3 separate regions of the Homo sapiens genome follow, and all the other regions are linked to region 1. A link is a loop called in an ENCODE intact Hi-C map of the cell type or tissue named here. Cell type or tissue: sigmoid colon. All regions are shown on one strand. Region 1 has its middle 53 kb from the start of LINC00603. Region 2 has its middle 42 kb from the start of LINC00603. Region 3 holds the start of LINC00603 (long intergenic non-protein coding RNA 603).

Region 1 (4,000 bases):
AATGTACTGAGCATTGAATGCTCTTCTAAAACTGTATTTATAAGAAAATTTTAATATAACAGTAACTTAGTAGAGGGGCAAAATAATTAAAAGCAGGCTATTCTGAGCCAGGCTCCTGGGGGTTCAAATCCTAGCTCTGCCACTAACTTTGTGGCTTACATTAAATGTACTTAAAAGTCCTGCCTTAGTTGCTCATCAGACTTATAAGTAATAACCAACATTAACAGCTGACATTCTTGGTGTGCTTTCTATAAGCTTGGAACTATACTAAATATTTTCTATGCATCATGTTTTTTAACTTCAAAACATATCCCCATTTTACAGAAATGGAGACTGAGGTACAGAGTTCTTAATGACTTTCTCAATGTCATCCAACCACAAAATGCAAAACCAAAATTTAACCCTGGTTTAGTTGATGTCCTAAAATACTATACCCTATATGAAATAATCAGCGTATTATGTTCTGAGGAAGACTTTTGTTTACAAATATCTAGTCTCTTTTTAATACAATAAAATTTTATTTGAAATGTTTATTATGTTATTTCCATGTATGAAAAACCAGGCCGAGTACAGTGCCTCATCCCAGCACTTTGGGAGGCCAAGGGGGAGTGGATTGCTTGAGTCTAGAAGTTCAAGATCAGTCTAGGAGTTCAAGACCAACATGACAAAGCCCTTTCTCTACAAAAAAATACCAAAATTAGCCAGGCATGGTGGCATGAACCTGTAGTCCGTGCTACTCAGGAGGCTGAGGCAGGAAGATCACTTGAGTCCTGGAGGTCAAGGCTGCAGTGAGCTGTGATCAATCCACTGCACTCCAGCTAGGCAGCAGAGTAGGACCTTGTCTCAAAGAAAGAAAGAAAAGAAAAAGGTAAAACAAAGCACAGGATGCATATACTCAAATTCAGTGATGATCTCAAACATTATCCCATCTTAGTAACAATGTAAAACCAAAAGACAATTTAAGTAATATTTCAAAACATATATTGGAATCAAGTAGATATTTATAGAGAATACAACTTCATCCCTGAAACATTCCAGTGAAACTTCAGAGTGATAAAACTTTCACAGTTTTATCTCATTAAAACTTTTGTGCTATAGGTAGGATAAGAATTACTATATTCATTTTGCATGTGGTAACACTGAGACCCAGAAAGGTGGGTAAAAGCAAAGTCTACAATTCATGTTTCATAGATTCCAACTCCCTACTGCTTAGCATTGAGAAAATAGGAGATAAAACCTTCTTATTTAATAAAAACGATCCATTAGGACCCCAAAGTCTTTTTTCTTTTTTTAATGAAACAGAAGTGCTCCCTCTTTGCACTACAGCCTCTTTGCCTTACATAGACCAGGTCCATTCCTGTCAAATCAGATCCCCACCTCCATCCTTAGCTCTCCTTCCACTCTCTCACTCCGGAGTCCCAGGAATTCATTACTTAAGCCGCATGTGTGAAGCTTTGGAAAGCAAAATAAGTAGAACACAGAGTTTCCAATACAGCACATTAATATGTTCAAGTTTGACCAGATTAATTTGAAACCTGGTGCATGTTTATAAATCCAGCCTGGCATCTGGCATTTGTTACAAGGGTAACTCAGCTTTAAAAATGCCTCCCAGCCCTGTGGCAAGCCAAGTCATACCCAGTTAATGAGAAGTCTAGCTGCTAGCTTCTCTCAAAGCTAACCAGATGCTGCACACTGCTGGTTCATCTACCCCCAGACTATTAACAAAGTGTTGACACTGCCATGATTTGTATTTGGATCCAGATGACAAAATAGTGCTGTAATACCAACAAGTTAAATGATGATCCCTAAGCCAGAACATCTGTTTTTGTGGGTTCCCCAACCTTTTGAGTAACATTTTTTTTAACATTGTGTGTATATCCAGTATCTGTGGTTTTATAGAGGGCATAGGATTCTGTTACAATGCCACATGTAGAGCTAACACACAGACCACACCATTTAGGCTCCGAAACAATTTTCATACATGCTTGAATAGTAAAGCAGGAAGCATGAAATAAAAGTTATGTGAATGAAAACTCTATATTTAATTCTTGCTGCATGCTTGCAGTTGTTTGGGGTAAAAAAAAGTATTCTAACAACTAGTCTAGATTGGCAGAGAAGGTCTATGTATGCATACTTCAATTCTTCCCAATAATGGGATGTTGATGCACTGGGTCTCTGCATATTTTATGAGATCTCAGACCCTACCAAGGTGTTTTTAAACCTGATAATTACCTTCATATATCTTAATATTCCCCTAGACATAAACACTGTAATAGCTACAATGTCCTCTAAGAAGAAGCATTATACATCCTTGGGGTGAGAAGTCTAATGAAATATTCAAGTCTTTTTATAGCAGAGATAGGAAACTAACAAAACGCAAAAGTCATATTTTTCATTTTCAATTACATTTTTCTTAAGATAGCAGAAGTTTCCCTAGGGATGGAAGTTTAATTTTAAGCTGATACTCTTTGGCCAATAATATGTGGTTTGAAGGAAGGACAGAAATAAATATTAAAATTATCTCATCTCTCTAGGATTATATTTTATTTTTTCCCTTCTGTACTGGTGTTACATAATAAAATATATATTTGGTCTCTGCTCTCACCTTCTTTTGTCCCATAGTGAGGACTGGTTGCCAGGGGACCCAAGCAAGTGATTAAAAGGCTAGAACTTTCCCTCTCCCCACCTCTCTTCACCGCTGACCTCCAGAAAGGGGTGAGGGACTAGAGGTTGAGCTAATTATTAATGACCAATGACTTAATCAACCATGGCTAGTAATGAGCCCTCCATGAAAATCCTAACCAAAAGTGTTTGGTGAGTTTCCGGTTGCTAAACATGTGGAGATGCTGGGAAGGTGGCCATCTAGAGGGGGCATGGAAGCTCCATACTTTGCCCTCTGCATCTGTTCCATCTGGCTGTTTTTGAACTGTATTCTTTAATAATCAACTGATAGTCTGGTAAGCAAATTGTTTTCCTGAGTTCTGTGAGCCATTCTGACAAATTATTGAACATGAGAAGGGGGTGAGAACCTTCCATTTCTAGCCAGAATCACAGGTGAGAACCCAGACTTGCAATTGGTATCTGAAGTGGAGGAAGTCTTGCAGGGCTGAATCTTTAGCCTGAAGGATCTGGCACTAACTCCAGGTGGACAGTGTCAGAACTGAGTTAAATTCTATTAGGACGCCTAGTCAATGGCAGAGGAGAAGTGGAGAATTGCTTGGTATGGAGAAAAAAAAAAGCTACATATTTGCTATCAGAAGTGAAGTAATGAGAGTAGTAATAAAGTAGAAAAAAACTACAAATTTTCTTTCAACTGGAATGTTTTAATTTTGTGATAATCTTGTAAATATCCTATTCCACAATTCTGTACGATTCCAGAAATTTCAAATTAAGTAAATTTACATTCTTTAAAAAACTCTTTCGAAATGAGTATATCCTTTTCCAGTTCGAGTAGTTACTTAACATAATATATCTTATTTTTTTATAAGTATGGAGCACAGATAAGACCATAGTCCAATACAGAGCTGCCGTAAATGAGTTGTGTAAAAATTGCCTCTTATTCTTTAAGAGAAGTGGTGTTCCTGAAAAGAGTGCCTTAATCTGGTAGTCTTAGTCTGGTAGTCTGCTCTTAACTGCAACTGATAGGTAGGATCAGTCTTTCTGCCTCCTCATGAGGCCACATACATTATTCTTTATACTATATGAGGCTTGCCTCTATTTAATTTGGGATTTTGTCATTTACGTATGGCTCTTTGTGACATGGGCATAAATCTTGACTCCTCCCAAATATTATAAAGGCACCACACCACATATTGCTTTTGCTTCCATATTAAGGGATACCCAAGGGAATATTAGGGATATTGAGACTAAATTATGATTAAGTCAAATTTTCCCTTAGTGCTCTTAAGTTCCTTTATGTACAGAGCAGTTTTCCTTTCTTCACAAGGAGGGCAGGCAAGAGGAAAAAAAGAATGAGAGAAAAGAGAAGAAAGTGATTAGG
Region 2 (4,000 bases), 95 kb after region 1:
TCAGAAGAAAGTAACAGCAATCGATTTACATATATAAGCCACTTTCATACCTGCCTAGTGATGTATAGACTTCAGAGTAATGTGGCCTATATCATTTTCCAGGATTGTTCTTTTATTTGTTGTTGTTTTTCTCCCTTCCTCCCACTATTTTCTCTTCATAGGACATGAGACTTCATAACTTTCTAAAAATGAACTTTCCTGATAACTCTAGACCTATCTGTACAGCAATAAACCATCCTAGCCATGAGAGATAAGATGAGACCTGGGACCAGAGACTCATTTTCTTCTAAAATCCTTTCTCAAAAAGATTTTTTAAAAGAAAAGAGGGGGAAATGTAAAAGGAAAATATCTTGGGCCCTCAAAATTACTAAGCTAAAGGGAAAAACTCAAGCTGGGAAATACTTAGGGAAAATCTGCCTCCCATTCTATTCAAAGTTATTGTTCTGCTCACTCAGATAAATGCATATCTGATTGCCTCCATTGGAAAGGCCAATCAGAAACTCAAAAGAATGCAACCATTTGTCTTTTAGCTATCTATGACCTGGAAGCCCCCTCCCCGCTTCGAGTGTTTCTGTGTTTGCTTCAAGTTTTCTTACCTTTCCAGACTAAACCAATGTACTTCTTACATATATTGATTGATGACTCATGTCTTCCTAAAATGTACAAAACCAAGCTGTGCCCCAACCACCATGAACACATGTCAGGATTTCCTGAGGCTGTGTCATGGGTGTGTGTCCTTAACCTTGGCAAAATAAAATATCTAAATTAACTGAGACCTGTCTCAGATTCTCCGAGTCCACAAAAGACACCCATTTAGAGTAGGTGAGGGTAACATATACTATTTGAAGCATGTTAGATGAATGTATGGGTTTGTGCTCAGAAGCCAAAAATGAAATACATAAACTTGAAAGTTGTCAGTGGAGGGATGACTATGGGTGCAGCTATTAGATTGCCTAGGAAAAGAAAGCATGGAGTGATAAATGAAGAGGAGCTGGGGCAGAGCCTAAGGACATTGTTTAAAGTTCAGAAAGTCAGGAAAAAGAAGATTAAATTGCAAATGAAATGAAGAAAGAGAGGCTGGCAGTGTGGGAAATCAGAGTATGTAAATTTAAGCCAGATTGAACATAGGAAATGTAAGGTCTTTGAATGATTACTTTATTCTCCAAATCAGGTAGAATTTGAGGAGCATTAAGGACAAAGTGGAAAGTATATCCTCCACTGGAATAGAATTGCCAGTTTTGTTCCCTTCCAATATAAGGCAGCCCAGAGAAGAGGTTCGTCATGACTGAACTTGTTTGTCCTGCATTGTATTACACCGAGAAGAATGCCCTGACTAGACAGGAGAATGTCTGTGTTGTGTCTTAAGATTAGTTTGCACCTTTTAAGTAGCACCACACTTGCTCTGTTATTATTTTTCACTTCAATAGATTTCTACTTGACTTAATAAAAACAAGAGAAAATAGGGCCTTATTTGGCTATAACCTTTTTTCTGGAAATGTTTTAACTATTCTGTGGTCTCCATGCTACAAGAAAACCAAATATATAAAAACTCATATATAGAAATATGCTTATAAATAAATATATGCCAGTTCTGCAAAGAACTTAAAATATACCGGGCCATAGTTAGCTATTTTTATCAGCCTCCTCATTAGACTGTGTTATACAGACATCATCACCAACAGCGTCATCCTTATCATAGCTTACATGACTTGAGTGTTTACTATGTTCCAATGTTCCAGGTACTATGCTAAATTCTTTATATAATATTTTGTTTAAATCCCAAAGATGTCATTAGGTATTGTGAATTTTTAAGTCTCTGTTTTATAGATGATGCAATAAAGACTTGATGGTAAGTAACTTGTTCAAGTTCCCAGACCTAGTAAAATGTCAAAGTGGGGTTTCAAAACCACATGCCCAAGATCTTAACCATTATATAATACAACCTTTCCAAATACAAGTAAACCATGTTTTATTTTAAAACGTTTTGCCTGACACACACTATTAGAGCTCTAATGGAAATATAATGACGTGGGGTATGTGTTAACTGTGTACAAATATAGGGCACATCTCAAGCTCACTGAGATTCACTTCTTTTTGAGAGAACACAGTAATTATGATCTGAAGTTCAAGCACTGCAAGAATGAAATTTGAAAATGAAGCCACAGGGTGGATGTGGCTAATATTGAAGACATGACTTGGAATATATGGCCTGGAAATGGAATTCATATTTTTTCAAGCAAAGAAAGGGAGAGCCAAGAGCCAGGATGGTGATCAGTTAGAACCCAAGGCTTTGACTCAGAATGGGACCCTTCACAAATTTATGAGGACCAGACACAAAGAGAACACAAAGAGAATTGCCTAGATTGACATCTGCTAGACACCTCTGTGACTCATACCACTGGAAAGGTGGTCATCTCTATTTCAGTAATCAATAATGTCCATAACATCAATGGCACCCTTAGAGTAAGCAAGAAAGAGGAGTTCTACTTATTTAAAATCATGTAAACATAGTTCTTTCCCATCCTCAAAATGACCTCACATGGAAAAAGAAAAAGTTAACTTTCAATTCTTGAGAAAGTTTTGTTTTAAGAAAGAAAATTTTGAGATTTTCCCTTAAAATTGATTTTTATTGCAAAGTCTTTGAAATTAAAACAAAAAACTACCATAAATCAAATCTCACTTTTCCTTCACTATGGTAGCAAATCATATTTTAAACTAAACAATTGGTAAATATACTTTTGTAGTCATTTTGCAGTCATTTTTACAGAGTCCAAACAGGAAAACATAATCCACATTAATTACAATGGAGGGTATCTTAATGCCGGGGACTGTTTACATGGGTAATAGAAGACTGAGGCCACCTAGAATTAGCAACAAAAGGAAATCATTAACACCCCTGGGATGGAAATTCAAAGAGAGAGGATGATGTTATTTGAATCCCAGAGCCAGAGTCACCTGATAGAATCTGGAATCCCATGGGCCTCATGAGTAGAAGCAGGATTCACAGAGATATATGGGAAAATGCTGCACAGGACAAATAGGAGGGAAAGAAGTGTCCTGGCTTTTTCCTTTGTTCACTCTCAAATATTCTGCTGGTGCTTCCTGCTGACAAGTCCTAGTCTGAAGCCAGTTGTCATGGGTGCCTGGGAATTGCAGTCTCTAGAAGCCAGCTTTCCTGTAATACAGAAGTGAGCAGAGGAAGAAAGAATCTAAGGACAAACAAGCCCAGGATAGGCAGAAGCCATGGTAGCAAGCACTATATTTAATAAACTATATTGTCCCACGTAGATAGTGTTTGTGATCAGAAATTAAGCCGTAGAATTCAAAAGTAGATATAGCTTTAGAGAAAATTAGATGAATTGTTCATTTAACAAGTATTATATTGGATATCTTTTGCGATTCTAATTTTAGAACCTGGGAATAAATACAAGAAGGATAAACAGCAAGCAAGTAAACAGTAAACAATAAAGAGTATATAAGACAGAGAAGTTTGCTGCTAATGGATGGTAAAGCCTTTGGGGAACATTTATTTTTGTGTACTCTGATTTGAATCATAAATTATCCTGGAGCTGGTTTTAGTTTCAACATTCAATTTATTTATCTTTAGGCTTGTGTTCAAAAATGCATTGCATCCAAATTGCATCTGTGACTTAGATTCCTAAAGGCAGTGACTAGAAGAGAAGGAAAAAGCATTGACAACTCAGTTTTACACCTGTACTTTGTCCACATTATTTAAAGGGTAAAGCTAAGAGCTCAGCATGTTTTTCAGCCTACACATGCCTTTCAGCCTTCCCAGCACAATTTTATGGTTTCTCTTCTTCTTTTGGTCTATCTTTGATGTTTATTATAACTTGACTATAGTCCTATAAATATTTTTGGTACTTAGTATATATTCTTTCTGGTGAATATATTATTTTGTTAAAACAGAATCATAATACATGTGTTATTTTATAATCTCATTTTTTACTTAGGAATGTTGAACATCCCTCCACATTTTATA
Region 3 (4,000 bases), 54 kb after region 1:
ACAAGATGGAGTCGAAAGTCTGCCCAAGTTTCAAGAACTTTGGTATTGAATCAAAGAGGAAAAGAGGGTATAATTCAAAAGGGAATTGGATTGGGATGAAGTTTTCTCTTCTTTAGAATAGGAAAAGCTTTGAACACTTTTGTCAGCAGTGGAGAAACCAGCAGAGAAGAAGTGACAGAAGACATTGAAAAAACATCAGGAAAATGGATGAGCAAAATTCCAGAGAAACTGAGAAGCAGGGATCTGTAATTGTCTTCTCAAAGACAGCAACAAATCAAAGAAGGGAGACCAAGATTTATAGAGGCTTTAGGAAATTAGAAGTAAAGCAGAGAGCTCAGGTAAAATGATAATAAACTAGTCGAATATAAAAAGCCTGAGACAATCAGGAATAACTAGGGTCATCTTCTAAAATGACATTTCAAGTATGTTGTCATTTCAAATAATAAAATAACAGCCTTCTTTAATCCAAAATTCAACCAAGGTGTGTATTGCCTTAACATATGGATTTGAAAAGTTAGATTGATTTAATGCAAGATCATGCTTTCATGTTTACATTTGCCAGGAGCCCAGCATACAAAAAATACTTAATACATATTTGTTCCTAAGTAAATTGGTAAAACAAAAACACAAATAGTTTATATTTTTTAATAGATGGTTAGCCTTAACTACCCACATACTTATTATACAAACACACAGAGAACTATATGTATACTTGTTGGGTGACTGCATAGCTCATGGAGGGGGGCCACTCTCATCACCTAAGTCACAGAACCCCAAATTCTCAACACTTGCAATAGGGTAAGTTGTAATCCTAAAGTAGCTTGTAATACTTGCATGAATCACCTTCACAATGGACTGCATCTGGTTTTTATCCATAGGTACATCATTCCCCAAACAGTATCACATTCCAAGTTAACTAAATATCTGGATTGAATAGGTGAGAATATAAGAGTTCCTTCCCTGTTGTTACAGTTTGAATGTATTCTCCAAATTTTCACATGTTGAAAACATAATCTCTCCATCCTCATGAATAGATTAATGTCATTATCAGGGGAGTGTGTTTGTTATTACAGGAGTGGCTTTGTTATAAAAGCAAGCTCTCTCTGACTCTCTTCTCTTGCCTCCTAACCGTGTGATGCTCTCCACCCTGTTACGAGGCAACAAGCAAGTCTTCACCAGATGTAGCCCCCTCGACTTTGGACTTTCCAGCCTCCAGAACATTGAACTTAATAAACTTCTTTTCTTTATAAATTACCCTGTTTGTGGCATTTTGTTAAAGCAACAGAAAATGAACCAACACTTCTCACTGTCTTCTCCACAGCCACTACATGAGAAATTCAATTCCAAATCACTGCTGTTAGTCCTAAGTGGTGTGGAGCTCATCAAGTCAGCTTACCCATGTATGAATTAACTAATCATAATAAACAAAGTTACTCTTCTTTATAAAATAACTTATTTTATAAATTCTTTAGGCACTTGCTAAAACGAATAGAAAAAAATGAGGACCACCATCAATTCCAACATTGAGAACTCGTATTTTAGTTGGAAAGAAATGCACACAGTTTGGAATCCTATGTAATCAAGATAAGAGAACAACAATTTTCCAAATGCTTTCCGTGGGCCAGCGTGGAAACTTAACTCTCTCACACAGACAACGAGGTAAGTATTATCTCACTTCACAGAGGAAAAAACTGAGTTTCAAAAGAAGTAATTTGTTCAAGTTTTAGATGCCTGTTAAGTGGCTACACATGCATTTGGTTCTCCAACTACCCCACACTGCTAAAGTAGCAGAGCTGTTTTTTTTTTTTTTTTTTTTTTTGAGAGAGTCTCACTCTGTTGCCACGTTGGAGTGCAGTGGTGTGATCTTGGCTCACTGCAACCTCTGCCTCCTGGGTTCAAGTGATACTCATGCCTCAGCCTCCTGAGTAGCTGGGATTGCAGGCACACACCACCACACCCATCAAATTTTTGTATTTTTAGTAGAGACAGGGCTTCACCATTTCATTGAATAGGAGTTTACTAGGTAAAGTTTTACGGAAGAAAAAGTCAAGATAGTTCTGAAATCTTAGTTATTTTATCCTCTGTGAAGCACTCCCTCTCTAAATAGATTCTGATTCTCTGTTTTGTGTAGATTACACTCTGACACCAAGCCCTGCCCTTGTGGGAAGTATGATAAGCCTCAAGGCAAACAATTCTTCCTTCGCGATTGCAGTCTGGGCACCTGATGATATAGAATGACTCATTGGACTCCTGCCTCTTCTACTTCATTCTTACCATGAGCTCCCCTAGAAGATGTAGTCTTCCACCGTTACCAAAATCTGCAACCAGAAAGATCAAGCTCTAGGAAGCAGTACACACTATACTCCTGTGTGGAAACAAAGTAATCCTCATCAGATCATCTAACTTGCTGTTGCTGTAAGGACTGTGAATTGGTAGCAATAAATAAGCCATGGGAAATAGGAGGGAAAACACCATCAATGACAATAAAAACTGAATGTGAAATTTGACTACCTGAGTTTAATTTATAGTTCTGTCTCTTTCTAGCTGTGTGACCATAAATGAGTTACTTATCTCTCTACATCTTAAACTTTTCAGGATTGTGTGCATTCAAAAGAAACAATGGCATTATAATGTATGTGAAGCACTGACAAAGAATACCTGGGACACAGTAGGTGCTCAAAAATAATATCCGTTAACACCAAGAGGAGCATACCTTCTGGCAGGAAATTTAAGACATCTATAAACTGCACATATATATTAAGTGTCATATAAATAAAACAAAATTTCTGTAATGGGGAGGGAGGGCCTGGGATTAAGCTTTCTGTCACTCTGCAGAGAACCCTTGAACATGTAAAATACCCCCTTACTTTTTACCAGAAACCCAGAACTTTGTGAGGGGATGAAAAACAAGAGCCCTTCTTATTTGTTCCCTGTGAATTTAGCTTGAGTTTCTGATATTTGACCCCTGCCATAGATTCAATCTGTTTCCATTTAGATCTGTCCATCTGTCCTGAATCTCTTGACACTGATCTGCCCAACCTACTTGCTGTCTTCATCCTCCGGGTTGGAAAGAATCTAGATTCTTCAGAGTGTCTACTGTTTATACACTACTTCTTTCCAGGCCAGCTTCTGTCTGTGAGTTCCTGTCTGAGTGCCTCATAGCTGATTTTGTACTTTTCGCTAAGTCCAGTTTCCATTCCTGGTTTCTTCTATTCTGCCCTGCCCGTGACCTAATCAGTGCCCATTTTTATAACCAGACTTTTTTGTGCCACTTAAAATTCCTGACTTTCTTCCCAAACCTGTTCATTGTAATCCTCAGATTCTTCAGCATCAACAAAGGAGCCATCAATGCTGTGGATTCCCCCTCATTCCCTAGAAGCCTGTAACACATTATTCCAGGCATCTGACCCAGAATGTGCAGACTCATTCCTTGCATTGCCTGGTCTTCCAAAATCTATTATCTCCTTTCCTGCAAGCACAGGAGCCCTGTTGTGGTGAGAAATCACCAAAGCCATCCTATTTGGCTATCTCCCAGGTTACAGGCTTTGACAAAGTAGCAATGACCATCTTGAAGGAGCAGTCAACCTCCCGATGGAAAGAATTGCTCTTGGAATTGAAATGAAAAAGCATATGTGGTCAATTAGCATAAATTTTGGGATAATTTTTTTCACCAGATCACCTAATTGCTATACTCTACTGTTTAGTGAGCTTGATTAAAAGACAGTGGAGTGAGCACAAGTTTTAGTCGGGTTATGTTGTAAAAATTTTTTTTTTAAAAGAAACTGACACCTACCTTGAGGGTTAACGTGAATTGTATTAGTTTCTTACGGCAGAGGTAACAAACTAATGCAAACTGGGTTGTTTACAGAAATAAAAATTTATTCTCACATAGTTCTAGAGGCCAGAGCCTGAAATCAAGGTGTCAGCAGAGTTGGTGCCTTCTGGAGGTTCTGGGAGAGAAATCATCCCATGCCTCTCTCCTGGCTTCTGGTGGCGGTTG

The links. Hi-C counts contacts between places; a loop is a spot of excess contacts. Peaks named below come from ENCODE experiments on the same cell type or tissue, not always from the same donor. Only the 100,000 strongest peaks of a DNase experiment are listed, where the experiment ranks them.
Region 2: it touches region 1 in a loop (12-fold over the local background); 1 of 110 quality-filtered maps calls a loop at or near these places.
Region 3: it touches region 1 in a loop (2.6-fold over the local background); 1 of 110 quality-filtered maps calls a loop at or near these places.

Annotation. Positions count from the first base shown.
Region 1 is chr5:39,997,028-40,001,027 of GRCh38, forward strand. No RefSeq gene overlaps it. Among named protein-coding and RNA genes, the nearest start is that of LINC00603, 53 kb to the right of the region's middle. In sigmoid colon, no CTCF peak of the experiment used is centred here; a DNase peak (open chromatin) is centred at 1,624.
Region 2 is chr5:40,092,432-40,096,431 of GRCh38, forward strand. No RefSeq gene overlaps it. Among named protein-coding and RNA genes, the nearest start is that of LINC00603, 42 kb to the left of the region's middle. In sigmoid colon, no CTCF peak of the experiment used is centred here; no DNase peak of the experiment used is centred here.
Region 3 is chr5:40,050,818-40,054,817 of GRCh38, forward strand. It overlaps LINC00603 (long intergenic non-protein coding RNA 603), which reads left to right and starts at 1,474. Exons shown (of 2, transcript NR_104633.1): 1 at 1,474-1,659; 2 at 2,132-2,507. In sigmoid colon, no CTCF peak of the experiment used is centred here; no DNase peak of the experiment used is centred here.